Linked DNA regions of Mus musculus: all the other regions are linked to region 2. The links are chromatin loops, found by intact Hi-C in ENCODE. Cell type or tissue: left cerebral cortex. All regions are shown on one strand. Region 1 holds the start of Lekr1 (leucine, glutamate and lysine rich 1). Region 2 has its middle 65 kb from the start of Gm35039. Region 3 holds the start of Ssr3 (signal sequence receptor, gamma). Region 4 overlaps Ssr3 (signal sequence receptor, gamma).

Region 1 (2,500 bases), 200 kb after region 2:
TTCAGTTAAGCCATCATTGGTGAATGGAAATGATAGTATCTTGGGCTCCACAGGAATATTTTTCCCTTATACAGCCAACTATATCTCCTCTTAAAGTGCCATCCACAAAAGTATTAGCAAGCATGGACCTAAATAACGTATAAATTCAAGGTACCAGTGGGATGTTTATTATTTAATGCCTTCGCTGTGACTACTCTTAACATATTACTATGTCACCAGAAGTGGCAGGCTTCTGGCTATGAAAGAAAAATTTAAAAATAGCACCCTGGTAAATTTGAAAGACCTCTAAAACGAAGTGGAGGAGAAACTGATGTCAATGCACATCGCACAAGACATAGTAACAAGATTACAGGCAAGATACATTCATTGGATTCGTCCCAAGAACATGTGTAACTTGTCCTCATATAAAGACACTTTATTGTAAACCCATGTAAACTGTGAGTGCAGACTGTAATAACTAGGTGCTTTTCTGCTAAGCAATGCATGCTGATGATTACAACTAAGAGGTGGGCACCTAAAATTCCCAAGGTGACTAGAAGGGTACTACTTTCTTTAACGTTTATTTTTGTTATTGCCTATATTTTAAGAAACAGCTTGTAAGCCGATTAGAAAAGTCCATTGGGTCTTTATAAAGATGTGACTACTCGTGAAAAGAATAGTAGAATCCACATATAATTCCGCTTTTCAAGAAGTGTAGGGCTGTTTGCTCTTTAGCAGAAGAAAACGTGATTTTTAAGTTACCCATTCAGTATTTTAACCAAACAAGTTCCTTTTGGTCTTTCCCATTATATATGTGGAAACTGTCCTTGGCAAAAGTACAGAGGTACGTGGCCGCTGCTACGTGCGTTTGAGAACCTTCTCTGTGACACTGGTCACGAGATAGACGTGCGTGTTCTTAAACGCAGAAATGCCCTTGGTGGTTCATTTCCGATTCTTACACCGGTGTCACGCCCGGTCATTAACTCAGGTTCTGCTTCCAGGCCCTTCCTCAAGTACCATTCCGGGGGCGTGATTCACCGAAGGGCAGGTCGGGGGCAAGAGAGCAGGAGGTCACTGCAGGAAACTAACCGCCCGACCGGACTGCGCTGGCCCAGGCCTCGCCTGGGGCGCCGAGAGGCCGCCCCACCTTCCCGCCTTCCTCCTCCCGACCCCCGCCGCCCCGCAGTCCCGCGCCGCCAGTCTCTGCGCCGGAACTGTGTCCCCGCCGACCGGGTCCTCTGAGGACTGAGGAAGGCCATGACCCTCACCTAGCCCGGGACTCCGCAGGGTGTAAAACGGCTTCCCTGGTCTCCCGGGCGACCGCGCTGCACGTTGGCCTGACGTCAAGGCGCGGTGACGTCACAGCCCCCGCCGACGCGGAAGCGGAGCTTCTTTTGCATCATTTGTCCCAAAAGCGAGCTAGGCGGAAGCTGGAGCGGGTGGCGGGGGTCGAAGGAGAGGGCGGATTTACGCGCGGTTCTGTGACGGACGGGGATGGGGCTCTGGAACCCGCGGGGACGACGGGCAGCCGAGGCTGATGAAGAGGCGGGAAGTGGGTGGCCATGTGCCTCATCTGCAGGGGCAATCATTGTTGTCGAACGGAAGGAAAAGAAGCTTTTAAGTGGAATTGACTGGGGAAGGCTTGCTTAGAATTTCATTCTGGTCCAAAGAAGTCAAGATGACGGGTTTAGTTCATGAAGTATTACTGAGACGTGCTACTGCACACTCAAGTAATGGAAGGCCTCTTGTTTTTACACACTGACGACTTCCCTTTATTCATACTTTATTCATAAAACAAATACTGATGACCTACTACGCAACAAGCAAGCAGGATGAGATGATGCTTGGTGACTAACACAGGCCACTGGTATGATTAGTGTCTTCGTAGTCTGCTCCTTTTCCAGGAGCATCTGAGGTCCAAAGTTCTGATCCTCCAGTAACTAAAGAAAACACGGTTTCCTAGCAGAAAAGAACAATAATTGCTGTTAAAGAATAGTTTGCATGAATAGAAAGAAAAGGCATTGGAGAGAGGAAGGTGAACAGGTGATTTGAAATAGTGCCAGATCTATTGGAGCTGCTGGTTGATCACTAGTATGAAAATAACCGCATGAAAATAGTGAATACTCCCCTAAGTCATGAAAGATATAGATTATGCAGAAACTAACAACAGTTACTTACTATTGAGTAACTAGTATTATGTACTGTATATCATTGAATATATACAAGAGGGCTAGAAACAGAGGGCTTCTGACAGCATCACCACGAACACTACACAAAATGTCTCGGTAACTAACATCACTAGATATTAGGAATTTTATACCAAAAGTATTGTTATAGGGCACATAACTACAGTTTGGACAATAATTACCGAGCACTTGTATCTAAAAAGGAAGGCAATCCTCTGAAAATGGGATGAAATCCCATGGAAATGCTATAATTCACTTTCATCTATGCCTCTTCGTTACACATCACCTTGAGTCCATTTTCCTTACCACTGTAAATGCCCTCTCAATCCTAAATC
Region 2 (2,500 bases):
TCACTATCAAGCTAGCACTGACTCCACCCTCTCTGCATTAATTCTTGTCATGAGCCAGAAGCCTCGAATATCAATCTTGTTTTTCTTCTTCCAGCATTTCCGATACCAATAATAACACCATTACCCTTAAGTATGAGTCTGTATACCCGACACAGAGTGCTTTGGGGTCATTGAAATGCTCATCCGTCCTTTCTAGGTCTTTCATATCTGGGAATCAGCAATGCAGAAAATGGGATTCAAGAAGAAAACAAAAACCAAAGTGAGGCTTGAAATGAGCGAAGCAGTGCGGAGGGCTGGCACGAGCCGACTGCCACCAGAGCAGGGAGAGCATGCAGGTCGGCTAAGGGAGCGCACCGCGAAACTGGCCAGCCCCTTAGCAACATCCGCATAGCTGACACAGAACACTCTGACTTGGGGAGGGATGAAAATACCGGGTGACATCAGAGGCTCCGAGCACAGCCAGGGCATTCTAGAGGTGTGTGGTGTCAGGACGGCCTGTGCTGGCCTCATTTATCTACCTGAGTCATTTGAACAAAGCACTCGCTGGCTTAGCTTTGTTGTGACTAGAATTTGGAACCAATCCCCTGGCTCTGCCCCCATGGGTTTTGCTACTGCAGCGCAGCGTGGGTATGTAGGAACACAGACCGAATCCTGTGGCAATCAAGGATAGACTGTTCCTTCTCTGGGCCACAGGCTTCCCTAGGAAGGAGCCTTGGCCAAGTGTTTGTGTGTCTCCAGAACCAAGTGTCTGGCAACCAGCAGGTTTCTCGTGAATAAATGACAAATCCCAGAGACACATTCTGGGAAACGCAGGGCTTTTGTGGTGGCAGCATGCTCAACAGCACAGCACTGTGCTGTGGGACTCTTTAGTTTGTGGGACTCTAAGAATAATTTTCACGTCCTGGGAAAAGTGTCTGGCGCTGATTGCACATGCGAAAGTGTCGTGACGTGGGGATTAGGGTTGTCACAGGCAGACTGAAGGCCTTAGAAAAAGCACACCAAAATGGAGGTATTCATTCTAGGGAGGCTGCAGAATACTCAATGAGCTGGCGTTCTTCTCCTCCGAGTGAAGAAGAGGCCATGCTTGAAAACGGGGCTGTAGAAGGAAGGTCTCAAGAAGCCTTACTTCAGATTCCGTTCAGACACCCTCAGCGAACTCCCACATATTCCTCACCTTTCCACTAGGGGGCAGACAGAGGACGGAGAACATCCCAGGCAGGAGGCCGGTCCCTCACAAGGCAATCAGCCTCACACCAACACACTAGGCTGTTTGTGCTATGCAAAAGGCGAGGCTAAGCCTCTCTCTTCCGGCCTGTCACAGTCTCATTGATACTGCATGGTTTGCCTGTGACATCAGACACCGAAAAGTATGACAACCAAACTGTACGGTTCAAGGTGAATGTCAATAAATAGAATAAAAGGGGAGGAGGGGGGGAAGGAAGAAAAAAAAAGAAAGATCCCTGATGTTTTTCTTACCACACATGGTTTGGGGGGATCCTTCATTATCCAGAGTATTCATGATGTATCTGAATTCAGTGACTTCTCACAATGAGAAGATAACTGGAAAACTGCATACGACCTCTCTCTTGACCTCTTTCTATTTACAACAGCAACGTGGTTTCTATCCAAGTCACTGTTTCCTTCTGAGAGCCCATTCCACAGGCCTCTGTGTATCAACACACAGAAGGAAATATTCCAAGGGATATATTTTTTTTAATAACTCCCACATGCCTTAAAAAGTCATTTCCTCCTAAGACATTCAGGGCAATCGGGGCCCCTTAATTGGCTTAATTTTTATTCTTAATCCTCAAGGGTCGAGGAAAAAACAACACGACTATCTTCCTGTTCCTATTACCCTTTCATAAACTGTTGAGCACACAGGCTTGCCTCTAAAAGAAACCACAGTGAGCCTAAAGGAATAAGCATTTGTCAGGCCAGACCCCAGACTGGAAGATCACTGCAGGTGTGAGTCACTCATGGGAACTCTGAGGGTCTGAAAGCCACTCTCCCACTTGCAGAGGTGAGGGCGGCGTTGGCTTAGAACTGGCTCCGTGTTTGCTAGCATTAATAGAAATGTCTGTCAAAACAACGTTTTGTGACTTTTAATGAATTGCATCTTTAATTGTGCTGAGAAAAAAGTAAGCAAATGACGTGAGTGAGCTTACTTACAAGGGAAGGGTCAGCCTGTGTCTAGAACGTGGGTTTCCTGTGGAACGAGAATTCTTGTGCAAATCACTTCAAGCCATCCCTGATTTTTTTTTTTTTTTGAATGCTCTCCCTGATTTCACGCTGATAGCATCACAGCTCAGAAGATCCTATGAAGACAGCCTGACATCAAGCTGCTTTCTTGGTTGGCAAAATGATCTTAAGAATTACCTAAAAATGTGCTGTTTCTAAATGATTTGTTCATCTAAAGTCATTTGATTTTCAATTAAAATAAAATAAACAGGCTTGGCTATATTTGGACACAGATGTTGCTGTGGCTTCCAGATTCCTTTGT
Region 3 (2,500 bases), 470 kb after region 2:
CAGAAGCAGCTTTGTCCACCTCCTCCTTGAGCTGCGCAAAGTTCAGCCTGATGTTTTCATGGAGGATAACCAAAGCCTCTCTGTCGGGGAACCTCTGCGCTGTGGCGTCAAGGCACTCGCCCACAGTTGTGTTCACAAGATGGGAGTCGGTGTGGCCCTGAATGTAGCTGAGGCCTCCAATGGGCAAGGGGTTGGTGCAGTTCACCATTCCAGAACTGAGAGCGCGGACACTCTGCAACTTCGAGTTCGGCCGAGGGCGAGTGAGCAGCGTCCGGGGGCCCCGCGCCCCCAGGCTCGCGATACACAGCCTCCCGAAGCGCAGCATCCCGTGATAGACAGCCATGGCTCGCTTCCGCCGCGGGTCTGGGCCAGGAGTAAAACTCCACAAGAGTTTTTTTATTTTCCAATTCTAAAGACTGTAATGAGAGAGTCTTTTAGAGGCTAAGAGGCTTTGTTGATTAAAATGATGTAATAGTAATAATAATAATAATAATAATAATAATAATAATAATAATAAATTAAACCATGCAGATGGCTCAGAGGGTAAAGACACAAACGTGACAATTTGGTTCAATCTCTGGGACCCAGAAAGTAAAAGTAGACAACTAACTTCCTCAAGTTGTGTTCTGACAACGTTGTGGCACGGCCCTCCAACCAATCAATCAATCAACTAATCATCAATCAACCAATGAGCCAATTGTTCAATCAATGTAATAAATTTAAAAAGAAATATAAAGTGCACATGTGGAATGAAATACCAATAACGTTAGTTAGTTCGTTAGCTAGCTGGTTAGTTAGTTAAAACAGTACTGCTTGTATGGTTGCTCATTTCGATTATCCAAGCCTGTCTCTGGAGACTGAGGCAGGCGAGTTAGAGAGCAGCTCTAAACTACACACTAAACTACAAATCCCTTCATTCTTTGTGGCATTGAGGCGCCACGTACCCTGAAGGATGCGGAAGTCTTGTTCGCATGCCCAATCGTACCTCGACGCTTGTGAAACGACGGCAAGATGGCCAATCCCGAAGCAGCGTACCCTGCGGAGTCCCGCCTCCGCGTTGCGCTGACGGGTCGCGGGCGGATACGCGGCCTTCTGAACCTTCCCTGCCTCCCTGCTCCCGGCCTCCAGTCTTCAGCTCGGCCATGGCTCCCAAAGGCGGCTCCAAGCAGCAGTCCGAGGAGGACCTGCTCCTTCAGGATTTCAGCCGCAACCTGTCGGCCAAATCGTCGGCGCTGTTCTTCGGGAACGCGTTCATCGTGTCTGCCATCCCCATCTGTGAGCTTCGGGCGGGCGGCGGTGGCGGCGGGGACGTGGCGGGCGCGGCGGGGAGGCCTAGTGTCCGGAGCAGCGTCCTCGGGAAGTCACTCGCGGCGTGCTTCTGAGCCGGGCGCGGGTTCTGGCCCGGAATCTCTTTTTGGTACACTGCCCTTCTCCTCACCACTGTTGGACACTAGGATGTCTTTAATGAACCGGGCGGGGGAGCCACTGATAAACCTTCACTGAATTAGCAGCGTGACCCGTGGCAAACCTCCCCTTACTCCCGAGCATCCTTTGGACGTGCAGAATGCCAAGTTAGGCCTTGCCCGAGGTCCGCGATCAGCCTTGTTTAGGATTTCAATAACTCCTAGAGAGCAGCTCGAGCCTTCTCGATTGAATGAGAAACTGCCCACTTGAAGGCCAAAACTGTCTCCAAGTCCAGGTTTTCCGAGTTTCCTGTCTCCTGACCCGCACTGCCGCAGTGCTGCAGGCCAATCATGTCCAAAAAAAGTTCTTTGTTATTTTGGCCTTGTAAAAAGCTCAGCTTGCAGTGAATGTGGTGTGGAGCCCCCTGGGTTCACTGGCCCGACAAAGCATTGTTTGGATTTCAGTGAGCAGCCACGTCAGCAAGTTAACCAAAGTTTTGGGACAGCGGTTGATTTAAAATGGCCCGTGTTTTAACTTCCTAGTATTCCATGAGTGAAATTGTTATTATTTGTAATCCCCACTCCCAGTTTGTTCTCAAGTTAGAAGATGAAATTTCTAGACTAGCAATATCCCCACAGCCTACCTTTCTGTACTGGGAAAGCCCTGAACTGGGACAAACCCAGTTTATTGTCTATCTCACCTCTAGTGAAGTTTTTCGGATACTGGGTGGGATTTACTGACTCTCATTTACCTGGCTTAGCTGTAGTCTGGCATGTGCAATGGGGCAGTGATGTTGTGTGTCCCTTGCTTTTGTCTTATCTCAGGGTTGTATTGGAGAATATGGCATATGGATCTCATCCAGTCTGCTGTGCTCTACAGTGTGATGACCTTAGTAAGCACTTACTTAGTAGCCTTCGCGTACAAGAATGTAAAATTTGTTCTGAAGCACAAGTAAGTACCCTAAACCCAACCCCAGTCTGCATATTTTATGTTAGGGGGTCTTAAACATGATTTATAAGCATTAGTTTGAAATGTGTATGTAGTTAATCGTGAACCATATGACACTTCTGTGGAAATAGGTTTTGAGGGTGGAGTT
Region 4 (2,500 bases), 480 kb after region 2:
GCCTGTGAGGCCAAAGCACACACTGTTCAGCTGTATGGCTTTGGCCCTGGGTGGCCGGGAGGTCAGCTTGACCCTGCCATGTTGGTTTGATGTGCGAAGTCACTGGGATCATTGTGTCTATGACCAGGCTTTCGCACCACAGGCAGAATATTAAGTGAGAGAGTATTTCTACTGTGATTATTGACACATGAGAGACCAAAAGAATTTTTGTGAACGTAACCCTGGAATTCTTTGGGCTCTCCAAAGAATTTACAGTGGTTTAAAATGGTTGTCAGCATTTTTCCATGAGGACTTTAATAAACTTAGCCCCGTTTGCTCAAGGTTCCTTTTAATTGTGAAGTGCTGATCACATACATTTTTGGGGGGGTCTAGCAAAGAGTAGCCTCATGTTGTGTGGTCATAACCCCCACCCCCCCATGTCTTTTCCCCACTCATTATGTACAGATTCTGATTTTGTATGCAATGACTTCACAGTTTGCAAAGTGCAGCACTATGATCACTGATTTCATATTCCTATTTGCCGTTCACCACACCCAAGAACTTTCTGTAAAGGGAAATATTACTAATATCTAGTTTCTGCTTGTAAACTTAAGAGGAACATATGACTCTATTTTTAACTTTAAAGATATTTACAAGGAGTAGAGCTGTTTCTGTGCTGGTAGATGTTTCTGTGGTCTGTGCTACTTAGGGAACTCAAGAGGAGTGCACTTGTATAGTCATGTTACTCCTTACTGTCTGCCTGGAGAATCATTTTATCTCCAAGTGTTCAGTTCTTTTCAGTGATACATTGTTACCTGAGTGTCATTTCCAGGTAATGTGGAATGAATGGGGAAATGAGAAGGGATTCAAAGCAAAGTACATTTCAGTAACACATATGAGGTAGGCTGTTTTGTTGTTTTATTTTAATCAGTATTTGGCTGGTAAAATGATAATTTGATAAACCATCATGTTACCAAAGCTAAACCAAACTCCTTCTAAGTGACTGCTGTGAACTTGCCACTAGGTGGCGGTGCCTGTGTAGCTGGGGAGAAAGTCACCACCTTTATCTTTATCTGACAGTATGGTCAGAAGCTCAAGAAATCGGGATGTCAGCCTCAAATTTTTAATTTTAAGTAGTAACCAAAAGTTTGTTGGGAGAGTGATTATGCAGTTTTCTTCTGTCTTGACTGTTTCCTGCGACTGTCTTTGTTTTTAACTCTGAACATGTTCTCTAACTCTGTGCTACCACATTTCTGTGTGTGAAGTCATGCAGCCAGTGTATCAGCCCTTTGTACTTAGAAGTGTGGCCCCTCCTCTCTAGCCTCTTCTCCACCATTGAACATTGCACATAGGATTACGAAGTGTTCAGTAAGACAGTGAAATCTGTGGCAGGCAGAGTTTGTACCATAAAAAGACCCCATACATCACACCAGTAAAATAGGACATTCAGAGTGCTCACATTCTTTCCTTTCTCATATGTGTGATAGGTAGACTCTTAGTGTTAAGAATTTTTATTTCACGATTTACTCATTTATAACTTAATAGAAGTCTTGGATTAAATATACAACTTGTACTGTTTGATATATTGTTTTAATTTGGAAAGGATAATTTGAAGTTAACTGAAATGATGGAAGTGGAATTTATACTCTGCATTTTAAAAAAAGTCTTGTTATTAATAAGTATGATTAAACTTTGTTTTTAAAAATGTGTTTTGTTTTTCTGTAATTCTTTATGTGAACCATAAGAGTATTTATTACACACTTTATATTAGACCTCTTTCCTACACGTGTAAGTGCCCTGTTGAAGTCTCTGGCCAGATGTCTGAGACAGTGACAGGCGTAGCACAGTTACAGGAAGGAACAGTCCGTCCCTGCCCTAGTGTGCTGCTGTGTGCCTGCTGGGCCTTCCTACCAGGCATTATGTTAGGAAGGATTTGTATGAATGTACACGTGTGCATGTATGAAGAATACCAGCATATCGTTTATTTCCCACCTATTTTGAAGTCTTAGGGTAGTTAATAGGAGATTGGGCGGGTCTTTCATTTTATTTAATTTTAATTTTATATTATTGTGCGGGTAGATACTCGGACACATGCACAATAGCTGAGGTAGAGAAAATTGGGGTAGCAGGGCAAGTGTGTCATCATGTATACATGAAGATCAGAGACTATTTCGTGGAGTAGGTTGTCTCTAAAAACAACAACAACAACAACAACAACAAAAAAACCCTCATATAATTGAGTGTAAAAACAGCCCTATAAAGAAAAAAGTCTTTAAAGAGCTGTGGGCTAGCATACAGGGACTATGGGTTGTAATGAACTAGCAGTTTGGGTCAGTTTCTTTATCTGTCCTGACCTGAGTTCCTTGTTATGCAAGTAGTGGCTTTGCCACTTAGGTTCCTTGAAGCAGTGCTGTTGCTGTGTGCTTGAATGATATTTGGCAGTCTATGATGTTTCTATCAGTTCCTGAAGTAGGAATCCAGGCCCAGAGTTTGTAGTTTGTATTTGTCTTGCTTGAGACCA

Evidence for each region. A loop is a pair of places that touch in the nucleus more often than their neighbours do. Peaks named below come from ENCODE experiments on the same cell type or tissue, not always from the same donor. Only the 100,000 strongest peaks of a DNase experiment are listed, where the experiment ranks them.
Region 1: it touches region 2 in a loop (5-fold over the local background); 14 of 42 quality-filtered maps call a loop at or near these places.
Region 3: a loop joins it to region 2, with 5 times the contacts of the local background. A loop is called at or near these places in 17 of 42 quality-filtered maps.
Region 4: a loop joins it to region 2, with 2.7 times the contacts of the local background. A loop is called at or near these places in 18 of 42 quality-filtered maps.

Annotation. Positions count from the first base shown.
Region 1 is chr3:65,665,059-65,667,558 of GRCm38, reverse strand. It overlaps Lekr1 (leucine, glutamate and lysine rich 1), which reads right to left and starts at 1,331. Exons shown (of 13, transcript NM_001166659.1): 1 at 1,248-1,331. In left cerebral cortex, no CTCF peak of the experiment used is centred here; DNase peaks (open chromatin) are centred at 916 and 1,360; H3K4me3 peaks cover 1,541 bases; H3K27ac peaks cover 1,490 bases.
Region 2 is chr3:65,862,189-65,864,688 of GRCm38, reverse strand. No RefSeq gene overlaps it. Among named protein-coding and RNA genes, the nearest start is that of Gm35039, 65 kb to the left of the region's middle. In left cerebral cortex, a CTCF peak has its summit at 1,182 (motif pointing right); DNase peaks (open chromatin) are centred at 732 and 1,181; H3K4me3 peaks cover 522 bases; H3K27ac peaks cover 470 bases.
Region 3 is chr3:65,391,180-65,393,679 of GRCm38, reverse strand. It overlaps Ssr3 (signal sequence receptor, gamma), which reads left to right and starts at 1,127. Exons shown (of 5, transcript NM_026155.3): 1 at 1,127-1,275; 2 at 2,229-2,355. The coding sequence starts at 1,143. It also overlaps the pseudogene Gm5540. In left cerebral cortex, CTCF peaks have their summits at 1,406 and 1,734; a DNase peak (open chromatin) is centred at 1,021; H3K4me3 peaks cover 1,316 bases; H3K27ac peaks cover 777 bases.
Region 4 is chr3:65,378,843-65,381,342 of GRCm38, reverse strand. Ssr3 (signal sequence receptor, gamma) reads left to right here. Exons shown (of 5, transcript NM_026155.3): 5 at 1-1,686. Among named protein-coding and RNA genes, the nearest start is that of Ssr3, 12 kb to the left of the region's middle. In left cerebral cortex, a CTCF peak has its summit at 987 (motif pointing right); a DNase peak (open chromatin) is centred at 1,012.